2 separate regions of the Homo sapiens genome follow, and region 2 is linked to region 1. The links are chromatin loops, found by intact Hi-C in ENCODE. Cell type or tissue: prostate gland. All regions are shown on one strand. Each heading gives the region's core, and the rest is flanking DNA. Links, peaks and the distances in the headings are about the cores only.

Region 1 (8,301 bases), core at 92-8,091:
GTAAAGAAATACTAAAAATGGTAGCTAAATGTTGGAATTCTTTAACCAAACATTGAGATGTTTCTTCTGTGGTAGATCTTTGATTTGGATTATTTCCAGAACTGCACTGTTAGATCAAATGACAATTTGAGTGAGTCTTGAAATTTGGCAAGAAGCACACTCTAGGAGGCAGAAGTTTATTTTGGAAATTTAGTTAAGGGACAGAAATGCTGAGGTTATAGGAATGTGGGGTCGTAGATTACCGAGTTTAGAAAATATCTGGCCTCATTTTGCAGATGAGAAAACTGGAGCCAAAATAGTGAAGGGTCTGCATTTCCCAGGATCACACTCAAATGCATGAGTCCCTTATGTTGTCGACCGTAGGCTTAAGAGAAAAATCACACATTCAGGATACCTAAATCCAGGGGCAGTCTAACGGATCGGCTATCCTATTTTTTTTTCCTTTTTGAGACAGGGTCTTGCTCTATCGTCCAAGCTAGAGTACAGTGGCATGATCTCTGCTTACTGTAGCCTCAACCTCCTGGGCTCAAGCAATCCTCCGATCTCAGCCTCCCAAGTAGCTAGGACTGCAAGTGTACACCACCGTGCCTGGCTACTTTTTGTAGGCACAGCCTCCTGCCTCAGACTCCCAAAGTGCTGGGCTTACAGGCATGAGCCACTGCACCTGGCTGGGTCTGCTATCCTTGAATTTGTCTTTTCTCTCATTCTCTCTGGCTCACACCGTCCAGTTGCTCCCATCTCTGAGAGCGGTCTCCCATGCCAACCCCCTACTTTCACTGCTCCTTCTGCCTGATCAGGTCCTTCTGAGGACAGGGCAGCAAAGGACTTGGTTGGGGTCCTGTGGCTCCCAGTTTCAGACACGGGCCTGGTCCTAGGCAGAGCTGTGAAGTCAGTGAAGCTTGGACTGGGTGTTCCCCACATCTTCTTTCCTACATGTGGACACCAATGTACATCAAAGAATCACAGTTTCAGACACAGAAGGGACTGCGAAGACCATCTGGTTCATTTTAGAGATGAGGGAACTTGGGCCCAGAAAACGTTCTGTAGTTTTCATGACACAGCCATGGTCAGGATCTCCTGGGTGGTATTGGTGCTCCTTTTGACTGCTTGTGCTCTCTTCTCCATTGGATGGTGCTTGCATCTGATCACTCCATAAAGTGAGCATGTGGACTCTGGAAGGAGGCACCTGTGTCAAGTTCCAACCCTGTCTCTCCCCACCTATGCAACTATGGGCAAATTACTGAAGTTGTCCAATACTTCCCTTTCTTTTTCTTTTCCTTTTTTTTAGAGACTGGGTTTCTCTTTGTCACCCAGGCTGGAGTGCACCATTTCAATCATAGCTCACTGCAGCCTCGAACTCTTGGGCTCAAGTGATCCTCACACCTTGGCCTCCCAAAGTGCTGGGATTACAGGCATGAGCCACTGTGCCCAGCCATTGCTTTCTTTATTAATAATTTTTTATTTGTTTTGTTTTATAGCTTAATATAATTGCTTTTCCTCCAGATCGTAAGTTTTAAGAAGGGAAGGAACCAAGTGTTTCTTGCTCACTACAGGTCTAAGACCTAGCATACTGTTTGGCACACAATGGACACTTGATGAAAATTTGTTGAATAAAGGAGTAAATGAATAAAAGAATGAGTGAGTGAAGTATGCATCACTTAGATAGAACTGGAATCTTAATCATGAGAGCCACAGCCTTCTAAAGATTCTAACTGTGAAGTACTGTTTCCTTTGCTAACATTACTTTATGGATAGACGTGACCCTAATATGCCTGCTCCCTGCTTCTCTCACTTATTCCTTCTCTCAGTAAGTGGCAGCCCCATTTTTGTCATTACTTGAGCCAAAAACCTCGGAGTCATCCTCTTACAGAAAGCATTCAACCCATTAACCAATCCTGCAGCTAGGCCTTCATTATGTAATCCCAATCTGACCAGTTATCACCACATCCCTTCCTGGCAGCCGAGACCAAGCTGCAGTCATATCCCTGAATTATTGCAGTGACTTCCCAACCTCTCTCTGCTTCCATCCTTGTACCACCCCCAAAGTCTAGATTCCATACACAGCCACAGCAATACTACTAACACATAAGGCAAATAATGTGACTCCTCTGCTTAAATTTTATAATATTTTCCCATTTCTCTCATAGTAAAAAAAAAAAAGCCCTTACAATTACAAATAAGATTCTACATGATCTACCTGCTCTGACTTTCTGATTTCTCTACAACTTCCCTCTTTAATCACCATGCTTCCACCACATTGCCATCTTCCTGTTCCAATAACACACCACACTTGCTGTCATCTAAGTAACTTTGAACTTATCTTTGAACTTCTCCAGATAACCTGCTTGACTTCTCCACTTCCTTCAAATGTTTTCTCAAGTTCATCTTTTCAATAAGGTCTTTCTTGGCTACACTATTTTAAATTACATCCATCTAACTTTCTATCCTTTTTTGCACTAATTTCCCTTTTAGCTCTTTGGCTATAAGAAATTCCATACATTTGATTCACTTCCATCTTTTGTTTCTCTCCCCTACTAGAAGGTAAACTCCATAAAGGAAGAGATTTTTTTTTTCTGTTTTGCTCATTTCTGAATCCCTAGTGGCTAGAACAATTCCTGCCACATAGAAGGTAGTCTGTAAATATTTCTTGAATAAATAAATGGGAATAAAATAGTACCTATATCATAGAGTCTTGTTATGATTAAATGAAACCATGCACATTGAGTGTTTAGCACAGCGTCTGGCACTTGGTACATGTTTATTTAGTATAAGACATTATTATTATGGTGTCATCTCAGTTCTCCTGGCCTTTTAGTCCCTCTTCTGGCCAGAATTGTGGTCAGAGGCAGAACTCTTCTAGAATCCCTAATACTATTTTTGGAAATGACTTTGAAGAAGTCCCAATGGCTGTTTACATCTGCTGCTGAAGATAAGTAGGAAATAAATGCATTTATCTCTCCAAGATATGGCATAATCCTTTCCGTGAAATACTTTCTGTCTTAGGGATGCTGGAAGGTTGCGGTTGTGCCTTTCATCCTCAGGGTGAGAGAGCCACATTCTCTCATGTCCATGCAAGTCGTCCTCAAATGGGTTGGCCACCTGTCTTGGTTTTTCACAACTTTCCTGTCTCTCACTTTTGGGTTTGCCTCTTGCTGGTCTTAACATAGCTGTTCTCACTGATGGCCTCCTGAACCAGCAAAGTTTAGCTGGAGGAGTTATGAGGTCGTATCAATTAACCAATGAAGCATTACATGAACAACAAAAACTAATAATAAAATGACCCCTGTAAAGCCCTCCCTAGGGCTAGTAATAGCCTGTATAAATAGCCTAAATAAATACTTCTTACTTGCTTAATAATAGCCTGTAGCTGTTTAAATGCCCTGTTGTCTGGGTTGATAGGATATTTTCACAGCTTTACCAGGACATTGTGAGCAGATATTGCGTGTACGTGTTAAAGTTTAGTACCTTATTACATTTATGTATAAATTAGCATACTATACAGATCGTAATTCCTACTAGCTCAAAGCAGTCAAATTTTAGAAGTTGACTCCACAAATAGCACCTTCAGTCCTGAGTGTTTACAATGGTTTTGCTTTACCAGAGAAAAATGTCATGTTGTGCCCATTTTTCATGCTAGAAATAGAAAGAGAGCCTTGGGTTTAGTACTTGTAGGTTACCAGGTCTTTTCTTAGCCTGCTCCATGACCTTGTCCAATTTCCATTAGATTACAGTGGCTTTTCTGGAGCCAGGAAAAGTTACTACAGCAGCAAAAATGGGGCCAACAACCTTAAAGTGCAGCATATCTATGAGAAATTCATTTTATTGTAACTGTAAAAGAGATGCAGACAGTACAGTTCTTTAGGGAAGAGGGAGAGAAGAGAAGTGAACAGAGAACTTGGGGTGGGTGGGAGGAATTTGGACTCCAGTTATAATCATACAATGAGACAATGAAATGAAAGAGGGAGTGACTTTCTAAGGGGTACACATTATTTTTTCTTTTGCCTAGTTCATAAACACATTTTATTCTGAACACTCTTCATAAGTAGGTTGTTGGGAAGTATTTTCTAATAGAAACAACATTATATGTGGAATGTAGGTTTCCAGCTGCCTTGGGGAAACCTATTTAATTTATGGCTGAGCATTCAAAAATAATACTATAGTTTGCTTTTTCATATGGGAAAATGAGTCTTAATTTGTAATTAATAAAATCTTAATTGCCATCATGTTACACCATGAAGATTCAGGTTGGGCATTTTTGTAAGTAATCTCTTCCTTGACTCCTTGCTAGTTTACTTAACAGAACAGGAGAATACACACACACACACACACACACACACACACACACACACACACAAATATATTGTATTTTGTTGTGTATGATACATATATAAAACATACTTATATAATCACTCTACTGAACAGACAATATCGAATCCACTTTATTTGCTACTTAAAAATTAACATAAATAATATTAAGTTAATAAAATGTAGCCTCCGGAGTAGCTGGGACTACAGGTGCATGCCACCTCGCCCGGTAATTTTTTGTATTTTTAGTAGAGACGGGGTTTCACCGTGTTAGCCAAGATGGTCTGGATCTCCTGACCTTGTGATCCGCCCGCCTCGGCCTCCCAAAGCGCTTCTGGTTGCCTTTTTTTGCCCTCTGTATTCTGGTCCCTCGGGCTCCTTGATGCAAAGTGTGACCAGCCCTCCCCCTAGTGGCGATTAGAACATCTTCCCTCCATGCCCTGGTTAATGCCAGGAACTTGTTTTCACCTGCTATAGTCCTGGCATGTGGGCTGGGCGCTTCTCCTTCTCAGCAGTCTCCAGAGATCGGGAGTGGAGACCCTCCTGGCGGTCACCTATATGTATAGAGCAGAGAGATGTCCCAGCAAAGAAAGTGCAGTGTGGGAGTGGTGGAGGGAGGATCAGAGAGACACTTTGAGTCTGAAGTTTCTTTTCTTTGCAAGAACGGGACATTGCCCTATGTACTTCCTGATCTGCACCTAGCTTTATACCATGGCGTCCCATCTGCAAATTCCCTGTGGACTAAAAATCTGATTGTAGGTTTCTTCCCTGTTCTCTGATTTCTGAAAAGTACAAAGACGACAAGATTTTCGGAAGGTTTTTATTTGAGATACGCTGGCTCTCTGCAGGGGGAAAAAAGCCCTGATTTGAACTGTTTGCCAATTTCTGTATCGTAAATATTTCTGCTGTGGCCAATTACAACATGACATCAACTGACTTAAAAAGTCTTAAAAACTTAACAGTTGGCTCTCGTGAATATGTACAAACTGGTCCCCATACTGCACTGTTTTCACGGCTAACAATGATGTAAAAGAAAGGGTATGTTTTCCTCTTATTCTTTCTCCTCCTCCTCCTCCCCTTTTCTTCTTGGTAAATGTAGAGAAAATAAAAGGTATAGATCAGGGGGTCAGCAAACTTGTTGTATAAAGGCCCAGAGAGCAAACATATTTTAGACTTTGCAGTCCGCACTGATTTTTGTCACATACTCTTTTTTATTTTTTAAAAAGTCCTTTGAAAATGTAAAAACTGCATTTTTGTTTTTGTATTGCCAAAGAGCAATACAAAAACAAAAACAGGTTGAGAGTTAGATTGGGTTTGTGGATCTTCATTTGCTGATCCTTGGAATAGAACATCAGGGTGGGTCTTTGGAAACCGAGGACTGGTGTAATATATACAATATACTATATATATATACACAATATATATGTGTGTATGTACTTTGTATTATGCACACACATACACATATATGCATGTATGTGTGTGTGTATGTGTGTGTGTGTGTGTGTGTGTGTGTATATATATATATATATATATATATATATATATATATATAGTGAGCTCAGTGGTAAATAAGGAGAAATATGACCCCAGGGCTTCTTTTTTTCTTTCCTTTCTTTTTTAAAAAACAGCTTTATTGAGATATAATTCTTATAGTGTACAATTCATCCATTTAAAGAGTATAGTTGCATTTTTAAAAACAAATTTATAAGGTCATGCAACTACCACCACTATCTAATTTTGGAACATTTTCATCTCCCCTAAAAGAAACTCCCCTACCCAGTAGTTGCGGTTCCCTTCTTACCTTCCAGCCTGTCAGCCCCTGAAAACTGCTCATCTACTTTCTGTTTCTATGGATTTGCTGATTTTGGACATTTCATGTATATGGAATCATAACAGTATTTATCCTTTTGTGATTGGCTTCTTTCACTCTGCGTAATGTTTTAACTGTTCATCTGTGTTGTTGCATGTGTCATTAATTCCTTTCTTTTTATTGCCAAATAAAAGTTCATTGTATGGATATACCACATTTTATTGTCCATTTATCAGTTTATGGACATCTAGGTTGCTTCCAATGTTTGGCTATTATGAATAATGCTGCTATAAAGACTAAAATACAAGTCTTTTTATGGGTATATGTCTGTATTTCTCCTGGATAGACCCCTAGTAGTGGAGTTATTGGGTGATATGATAACTATGTTTAGCATTTTAAAGAACTGTCAAACTGGTTTCCAGAGCAGCTGCATCATCTTACATTCTTGCTGTCAATATGAGGGTTCCATTTTCCTCACATCTTTGCCAATACTTAACTCTTTTTTTGAGGATAGTCATCTTTCTGGATTTGAAATGGTATCTTGTGGTTTTGACTTGCATTTCGCTAATGACTAATGAGGTTAGGTATCTTTTCATGTGCTTATTGGACATTTGCATATCTTCTTTGGAGAAATGTCTATTCAAATTCATTGTCAACTTTTAAATTGGTTTGTCTTTTTATTATTGAGTGAGTTGTTAAGTGTTCTTTATTTTAGGTACAAGTTTCTTGCAAATATTTTCTCTCTTCCTGTAGGTTTTCTTTTCAGTTTCCTGATGGTTTATTTTGCAACACAAAAGTTTTAATATGTTGATGAAGTACAATTATCTGTTTTTTTTCTTTTGTTGCTTGTGCAACAAATGCAGATTCATTAAGATTTATTCCTGTGTTTTCTTCTAAAAGTTTTGTAATTTTAGCTCTCTTAATTTGTCTACATTTTATTTTAAGTAAAGATTTTTGTATATGGTGTGAGGAAGGGATTCAACTTTATTTTTATGCATGTGGATATTCAATTGTCCCAGCAACATTTGTGAAAAGTAATCAAATTTTCTTGACAGCCTTGTTGAAATCAATTGACCATAAATGTGAGGGTTTATTTATGGGGTCTTAATGTTATTTTATTGATCTGTATGTTCATTTTTATGCCAGTACCACATTATCTTGGATACTGTAGCTTTGAAATAAGTTTTTAAATTGGAAATTGTGAGTTATTCAACTTTGTTCTTATTTTTTAAGATTGTTTTGGCTATCTCAGTACTTGAGTTTCCACATACATTTTAGGGCCTGCTTATCAATTTCTGTGAAAAAGAAAAAAATAAACAGAGAGACAGCGCCAGCTGGGGTTGTGGTAGGAATGGTGTTTAGTCTATAGATCAATTTGGGAAGTAATGTCATCTTAACAATATCAATTCATTTGATACATGAGCATGGTATGGCTTTCCATTTATTAAGGTCTTAATTTTTTTCAACATTGTTGCATAGTTTTAAGAGTATACATTTTACATAAATTTTGTTAAATTGATTTTTAAGTATTTTATTTTAAATGTTGTTGTAAATGGAATTGTTTGCTTAATTTGATTTTTGAATTGTTCATTGCTAGTATATGAAAACACAATTGCTTTTTTTTATATTGGTCTTGTGCTCTGCAACCTTGCTAAACAAATTTATTTGTTTTAATAGCTTTTTGGTAGATTTTTAAAGGATTTTCTCTATGCATGATCATGTCATCTGTGAATAGACAGTTTTATTTATTTCTTTCTAATCTAGATGTGTTTTTCTACCTCCCTCCCTTTTTTACTTCCTTGCCTAATTGTCCTCGCTAGGTCCTGTAATACAATGTTAAACAGAAGTAGCACAGGTGGACATCCTTGTCTTGTTCTGGATCTTAGAAGTAAAAGCACCCAGTCTTTCACCATTAAGTATAATGCTAGCTGTAGGTTTTCCACAAATACACTTTATCAGGTTGAGGAAGTTCTCTTTCTCTTCCTACTTTGTTGAGTGTTTCTATCATGAAATGGTATTGGATTTTTTGAAATGCTTTTTCTGTATCCATTAAGATGATTATTTGATTTTTATTCTTTATTATATTAATATTACATATTAACTAATTTTTGATACTAAACCAACCTTGCATTCTTGGGATAAATTCTACTTGATTATGTTGTACAATCCTTTTCATATGTTGCTGG
Region 2 (8,301 bases), core at 247-8,246, 390 kb before region 1:
GACCACTTGTCCTTCATCGAGAGGTTCTTTCTGACAACTGTCAAGTTGACAGGAGCAACAGACATCCAGGCCTGAGGGCCTGAGTATGACAAAGTTCAATCAGGCTGCACAATTCACTTATCAAACACAGGAGTTTGAAATTCCAGCTTGGGGCCGGGCACGGTGGCTCATGCCTGTAATCCCAGCACTTTGGGAGGCCGAGGTGGGTGGATCACCTGAGGTCCGGAGTTCGAGACCAGCCTGACCAACATGGAGAAACCCCGTCTCTACTAAAAATACAAAATTAGCCAGGTGTGGTGTCACATGCCTGTAATCCCAGCTACTCTGGAGGCTGAGGCAGGAGAATGGCTTGAACCCGGGAGGCAGAGGTTGCTGTGAGCTGAGATCATGCCATTGCACTCCAGCCTGGGCAACAAGAGCGAAACTCCATCTCAAAGAAAAAAAAAAAGAAATTCTAGCTTGGGTTCAGTAACAACATCAAAATAGTTACTGCCTGCTGTTCAAGGAAAGTGTTTTTGGAATTTCAATTGTCTCATTAACTTTCTAAAATAAAATTTCTATATTTTGGTGCCATCATTCTCATTAAGGTCCCGGTGTTAGTTTGCAACATTTAAACTAGGGAATAATTACTCTGTGAACATTTAGATTGACTAGGACAATACTGGATGGGAAGCAAGTCAATTGCTTACTTCAAAGGCGATATATCAACCTTTTTAGATAATGAAGGTTTTTATAATAGAGATATTAACTTTTATCATTTAGTTAAGATGGTGTCAGTATTAACTTTCTTCACTCTAAAGTTAATAAGTATTATACTTACTAATTAATACATGTTATACTCCTTAATTAATATGCATTTACTCCCAGTTAAAGTATTAATATGCATTGGTAGGGAGATATTTTAGTACTTCCGTAAGACAAACTTTTTCCTGAAATAAATAAATGCATTAGTTATTCACTTATTTACTTATAACAGTGAGCTCATGGATTCCTATTTTACTCAAATGGTTACAATTCATAATTATCATTATTTATTTTGATGCATGGATTTTCCCAGATTGGCCAAGTGGAATGAAGGAAGCCCCTACCAGCTGACTCCTGTGTTCTGACATGCCTTCATAATTTTTTGAGCATTTCCTTGCTTCAGTTACGACAAATATTGCAGGTCCTTCTTCCATTTTCCCTGTCCCTGCCCTGGAGTTGGCTACTCCTCCAAAAAGCCCTGGTTTCTTTTAGTGTAGAATATCATTTAAATCTAAAAGCTGAACTCTAGGTGTACTCATTGCTATAGGAGTGTCACTGCCTCTAGGCGCTCTCCATAGACAGAACTAGGATATACATAAATGTATCTACACACTTATATATACACATTCACATACATCTATATAGTTGCATATATGTATCTGTGATGATTAATTTTATGCATCAACTTGGCTAGGCCATGGTACTCTTTTTCAAACGTTAAATGTTGCTGGTATTTTTAGATGAGATAAATATTTAAATAGGTAGCTCTGAGTAAGGCAGATTACCCTTCATACTTCCATCATGTAGATGGAGCTCATCCAATAGGTTGAAGGCCTTCTCAGAAAAAGACTGAGATTCTCTGAGGAAGAAGAAATTCTCCTAGAGGACTGCGTTCGGACTCAAGCTATAACATCAAGTCTTTCCTGGGTCTCCAGCCTGCTGGTCTGCCTTGCAAATTTCAAACTTGCCAGCCCCCATAATTACATGAACCAATTCCTCAAAATCTCTTTTATCACCTCCCCACCCTCTCTTCTCTTTCCCTGTTTTCTCCCCATCTCCCCCAAATATTCATTGTCCTTCAGGGCTCAGCATAGGAATCACCTTTTCCTAAAAGTCTTCCTTAACTATTCACCCAAATTGACAGAGAGTTATGCACCCACTGGGTACAAACCTCCAATGTGGACTGTAATTGCTAAGTTTATTATCTCTCTTGACCACTGGATTATCCACAATGAGTACAAGGACTGGCTCTGGGCCTGTGCTGGAAAATCAGACAATGGGTGGATGAAATGAATCAAAACGTGAGTGAAAGAACAGTTAAAGACCTCGACATTATGGATTGCCTTTATTCTAGGAAATTTCCACTAGGAATTCATGATCTATTTCCAGTACCATGGTGTAGGTCGAGATATCTTGACACTCTTCTTGATCATATTCAACCCTTTATTCAATAAAATTTGTCAAAAACCTATTACATGCCACGCAGTCTGCTGGGAGAAGAATACAAAGATGAGTAAGACTCGGTCCCTGCTCTGCAGGAAGAGTCTAGTGGACAGATCAATATGTACTGGGTAAATGTGATACAATTCACTGTAGCTATTATACAGCAGAGAAAGAGCAAGAAGGGACATTATGTGAAAATTCCAGGGAGGTGGTTAATAACTTGAGGAGAGCTGAGGGAAGCAGGCGACGGCCCAGTATTGTGGGAGGGTAAAGTTTTAGCTAAGAAGTGGAAACAGATAAAAGTGAAGACATAAAAGGACCTTCTAAGCCATGCTAAGGCACTTAAACTTCATCCTAAAGGCATGGAGGAAACACTGAAGGATTTAAACAGGGCAGGATATGGTCAGACTTGTGTTTTGAACGACCACCCAGATGACTGGGCAGACGATGGACTTAATGAAGACCAAAAGGGATAAGAAGGCACCAGCCACAGGCCAGGTGAGCAACGCTGACTATCGAAACTAGTTCAGAGGCAAACAAGACGTGGATTTAGGAGGTAAAAAAACTGGCAGGATGGTCAGGCATGGTGGCTCACGCCTATAATCTCAGCGATTTGGGAGGCTGAGATGGGACGGTTGCTTGAGCCCGGGAGGCAGAGGTTGCAGTGAGCAGAGACGGTGCCACTGCACTCCAGCCTGGGAGACAGAGCAAGACTCTGTTTCAAAAACAACAACAACAACGAATACCCAAACAACCAAACAACAACAAAAAACTGGTAGGATTCAATGGCTTACTAAATATGAAAGATGAATTTGTTATCTAGTGCTGCATAAAAGTTTTACCCCAAATGTAGTGGCTTAAAACACACACGTTTGGCCAGGCACGGTGCCTCACACCTATAATCCCAGCACCTTGGGAGGCTGAGGTGGTAGGATCACTTGAGGCCAGGAGTTTGAGACCAGCCTGGGCAACATAGTGAGACTCGTCTCTAATGAAAAAGAAAAAAAATTAAGTTAAAACACACACACACACACACACACACACACACACACACACACACACAAACTTATTATCTCACAGTTTCTGTTGGTCAGGAATTCAGGTAGGTCCTCTGTTCAGGGTCTCCCAAGGCTGCAATTAAGGTGGTGTCCAGGGCTTTGGTCTCATCTGAAGCACAACTGTGAAAGGATCTGCTTCCAAGCTCACTCAGTTTGTAGAAAAATCCACTTTTTTTTCAGCTATAGGACTAGAGGCTTCAGTTTCTTGCTGTCAGCCAGAGGCTATACTCAATTCTTTGCCACGTGGGTTTCCCCAACATAGCCTCTCACATAGCCAACAGAGAGACTCTAGCAAGACAGATACTACCCTTTTATGTAACATAATTACATACAACTCTTTATCTTTGCTGTATTCGATTGACCAGAAGCAAAAGTTAAATAAATTTAGAAACTTGTTCATAGCTGAAAAAAAAAGTACAGGTACTTGTGACCTTAACTGGTCTCCAGAGGGCAGCAGAGAGTCATTTATACTTGTCAATCTACAAAAAGTGTATATAGCACTTCGTTTTATTTTCAACTTTCCTCTGTTCTTCCTTATGACTAAGCCTTAACAAACTGGGCGGCCAGGATCTGGAAGGCTGTCTGAGGTCATGGATCAAAGTGATGCCAACAAGCCAAAGCAAAGATTCCAATAATGACTTTAATTTAATTTAATATAAACAATTTTTTCTTAAGTCAACTAACCACAATTAAGCATATTTAACCAACACATATTTATGAAAAACTGATGAATACGAAGAATTTAATCATTTCATAGCTTTCTACTCCTAGAAGTATAAAGCATATGGACAAAGAGTAATATTCATTATTCAGCTATATTTTTGAACATTTGATATACATTAGAAATAGATCAATGTCCCAGAAATTGTAGAAGACACAAAGAACTATAAGAGCATGTGTTTTTTGTTTTTTGTTTGTTTGTTTGTTTGTTTTGAGACAGGGTCTTGCTCTATCACCCAGGCTGGAGTGCAGTGGCATGATCATGGCTCACTGCAGCCTTAACTTCCTGGGCTCAAGTGATACTCCCACCTCGGCCTTCCAAGTAGCTAGGACCCTAGGCGCATGTCCCCATGCCCAGCTGATCTTTTTGTATGTTTTGTAGAGGCAGGGTCTCACTATGTTGCCCAGGCTGGTCTCAAACTCCTGAGCCCAAGTGATCTGCCTGCCTCGGCCCCCCACAGTGCTAGGATTATAGGCATGAGCCTGGCCAAAAGCATGTTTTTAAAAACCACGAAATTCTGACTTACTCTCTCATTATAAACAAGAATAATACCGGATAAGATAGATTAAATGCATCTTTTTTTTTTCTTTTAGAGACAGGGTCATGCTCCGTCACTCAGGCTGGAGTATAGCAGCACAATCATGGCTCACTGTAACGTCAGACTCCTGGGTTCAAGCAGTCCTCCCACCTCAGCCTCCTCAGTAGGTAGGACTACAAGCATGTGCCACCATGCTGTCACAGGATCCTTGGGGTGTTGCTTTGCCAGCCAGAAACCTCTGTGGTCAGTGGCACTTTTGCCTGAGTTTTGCCCAGGCCTGCTGTGCTCATTCCACCCGCTTGGCCGGGCAGGCTGTGCTCGGCTCATACTACCAGCCTGGATCCCATGCCTGCCAAGGGCAAGCCAGATGCAGAGTGACAAGGGGTGCATGAGTGAGTGCAGGGTCCAGCCACTACACACAGCTAGGCATGCCAGCTGCAGCAGGGCAGGCAGCACCAGGTGCTGACAAAGGTGCCAGCTCCCTGCAAGGCTGCAGCTGGACCAGGTATACCACAAGTGGCTTCCACTGCTGGCATAGGGGAACACAGTGGCACCTGGAAGCTTGGAGACACCAGGAACTGCAGAGCCCCAAAGAGGGTGTCACAACACTGGCTCAGGGAGCTCCTAGGTCTGGGCGCCCCCAAGGGCTGCAGCTCTTCTCTCCGTCTTGTTGCCTGCAGTGTGGTGAGCGAGGGGTGTGTTTCAGCCCTGTTTTTATTACAGCTTTTTTAGTCCCACCATTTGGTGGGTCCCAAGTTCTCGTCCCACACGCAGGAAGAATGAGATATGCAGACAACTGGAGGGTGAGTAAGGCAAAGAGGTGCTTTATTGAGCAACAGTACAGCTTGCAGGAGATCTGAAGTGGGTAGCTCCTTTCTGCAAGCAGGTCATCCCAGCATCTGCTCAGCTCCCAGCTAAGAGAAGACCCACAGTGGGTAGCTCCTTTCTGCAGGCAGGTCATCCTGATATCTGTTCAGCTCTTAGCTGAGAGAAGACCCCACAGCGAATAACTCCTCTCTGCAGGCAGGTCATCCCCACTTCTGCCAGAGTCTGGCTGAGTCTAGGGTTTTTATGGGCTTCAGAGGGGAGGAAGCTCATGCTGATTGGTCAATGGGCAGCCATAGGTGGGCCTGAAAAAAGCACCATAAGTTCTCACTCCAGTCTGTGGAACTGGCAGCCTGGCCCCCAGGCTTCAGGCCACCCCTGGGTTGAAGGTGGAGCTTCACCAGCGACACATCCCTTTCCACTCGGGAGCCTGTCGCTTCCTGCTGCTGTTCATGGTGCCCAGGCTGTTCATGCCAAGGGACACCTGCAGGCCTGTGCTGTGCCACCCTCAGTGCCCCCTTGGCCTCCCTCCCATGCTTGTTGGCACCCAAACTCTGGAGGGGGCCAAGGCAGCAGAGGGCTGGTGTGTCAGCACCATCCCAAGCACACACACACCTGGCTGGGTCATAACAGCGCCTGGGCTTGGCCACAACTTTGCTTCAAAATCAGAGTGGGTGCCAGGAGTGAGGAGAGGCCAGGCAGCAGGAGTAGGCACTTCCGAGCCTGTGGGAGCAGGGGGGCTTCCTAGGCCCCCAAGAGCACAGGGATGCCTGGGTCTGCAGCCATGGCTGGGCAGCTGCAGCTGCCTCTAGGAGCGTGGAGCTCCCCCATCACCAACTCAGAAGGTGAGCACCACTCCTGCTTGTTCCTGGCTCCTGCCAGCTTAGTAGAGTGTACAGCCCTGGCCATATCTCCCCTGCTGCAGCCGGCATCTTTGCAGCAGCTGCTCCAGACAGGCCACTGCTGAAATGATTACATGGTTTATGGATGAAAAATGAAGTGACAAAAAATATTTATTCTCAGTTGCATAACTGTTTACATAGAAAGCCCCAAAGAGTCTATAGAAAACTTATTAAAATAAACACAAGAATTTAGCAAGATTTTTGGTTACAAAATCAATATATATAAAACTGCTACAGATAATGCTCATTTTCCCTCCTTCCCTCTTTCTCTTTCTTCCTTCCGTCTTCTTCCATTAAATATTAATTAGGCCAGCACAGTGGCTCATGGTTGTAATCTTAGCACTCTGGAATGCTAAGGCAGGAGGATTACTTGAGGACAGGAGTTCAAGACCAGCCTGGATAACATAGCAAGATCCCATGTCATATATATATATATATTTAAATTAACTGGGTGTGCTGGTACATGCCTGTAGTCCCAGCTACTCAGGAGGCTGAGGCCAGAGGATCACTTGAGTCCAGAAGTTTAAGGCTACAGTGAGCTATGAGCACACCCTACATTCCAGCCTGGGAGACAGTGAGATCCCTGTCTCTAAAAAAAAAAAAAAAAAAAAAAAGACCCAAAAATAAAAAGCAAAACAAAGAAAAAAAAAAAACAAATTCAATGAGTCGGGAATTAGTAGAAGCACAGCAGGGATGGCCTATCTCTCCTCTGTAAGACCTGTGACCTCACATAAAAAGAGTCTACATGGCTGGCAGCTGGAGTCATCTGGACGCTTCTCCACTCATATTTTTGACTCCTGGGCTGGGGTGACTCAAAGGCTGGGCTCAGATGAGCCTGGAGACCCAGTAGTACCTACATGTAGATCTTCCATATGGCATGGGCTTTTGTCAGCATGGTAGCTCAATTCAGGGAGGGACAATGTAGAGGGGAAACATTCAGAGTGAATAAGGATGAACTTGCAAGACTTCTTTTGACGTTAACTTAAAAGTCACGCAGCTTCACTTCCTCCACATTCTGTGTTTATCAGCAAGTCACTAAGGGCAGCCCTGATTCAAGGGAGGGGAATCAGATTCCACCTCTTGATGGGAGAGAAACATTGCACAAGAGCAGGTAAGTGGGAGACAGTGTCACAGATGCCTTTGGAAACACAGTTTGGCACAGAGTCACAGAGATCGTTAGCAGAGCAATCTGTCCTGGGATGTTTTCAGCTGCAAGTAACTGAAAAGCCAACTAACAGTGGCTTAGACACTGAGGGGTTGTTATCTCATGAATAAGAGGCCAGAGGCAGGGCAAGTCCAGGGTTACTTTCATGGCTCCATGACATTACCAAGGACCCCTCTGCTTCTTATCTTTCCACCTTGCTACCTTCAGCACATCCAGAGTATCTCAATGTTTGGTTTCACAGTGGCTGCAGCAAATCCAAGCATCAGAAGGAGACATAAAATGTCAAGCAAAGAAAAAGAAAGGGTCTTCCATGAGAACCCTTTTTTTTCTTTCCAATTTTTGTTTTAGGTTCAGAGGGTACATGTACAGGTTTATTACATGGGTAAATTGCACGTCACAGGGTTTGGTGTACAGATTATTTCATCATGCAGGTAATAAGCATAGTACTCAATAGGTAGTTTTTTGATCTTCACCCTCCTCCCACCCTCCACCCTCAAGTAGGCCCCTGTGTCTATTGTTCCCTTCTTTGTGTCCATATGTTCTCAATGTTTAGCTCCCACTCATAAGTAAGAACATGCAGTATTTGGTTTTCTGTTCCAATATTAATTTGTTTAGAATAGTGGCCTCCAGCTCCATCCATGTTGCTGCAAAGGATGTGATTTTATTATTTTTTATGGCTGTGTAATATTCCATGGTGTATATGTACCACATTTTTTTTTATCCAGTCCACCGTTGATGGGCATCTAGGTTAATTTCATGTCTTTGCTATTGTGAGCAGTGCTGCAATGAACACACACATGCAGGTGTCTTTATGGTAGAATGATTTATCTTTCTTTGGATATATAACCAGCAAAGGGATTGCTTGGTCAAACGGTAGTTCTGTTTTAATTTCTTTGAGAAATCTT

The links. Peaks named below come from ENCODE experiments on the same cell type or tissue, not always from the same donor. Only the 100,000 strongest peaks of a DNase experiment are listed, where the experiment ranks them.
Region 2: a loop joins it to region 1, with 5 times the contacts of the local background. A loop is called at or near these places in 75 of 110 quality-filtered maps.

The regions. Positions count from the first base shown.
Region 1 is chr10:23,698,356-23,706,656 of GRCh38, forward strand. It overlaps a transcript of KIAA1217 not described here. Among named protein-coding and RNA genes, the nearest start is that of OTUD1, 260 kb to the left of the region's middle. RefSeq lists an enhancer at 4,608-4,657. In prostate gland, for the core only: a CTCF peak has its summit at 4,737 (motif pointing left); a DNase peak (open chromatin) is centred at 4,726; H3K4me3 peaks cover 575 bases; H3K27ac peaks cover 633 bases.
Region 2 is chr10:23,311,279-23,319,579 of GRCh38, forward strand. All of the region lies in intron 4 of C10orf67 (chromosome 10 open reading frame 67), which reads right to left. Among named protein-coding and RNA genes, the nearest start is that of C10orf67-AS1, 29 kb to the right of the region's middle. In prostate gland, for the core only: a CTCF peak has its summit at 3,696 (motif pointing right); a DNase peak (open chromatin) is centred at 3,723.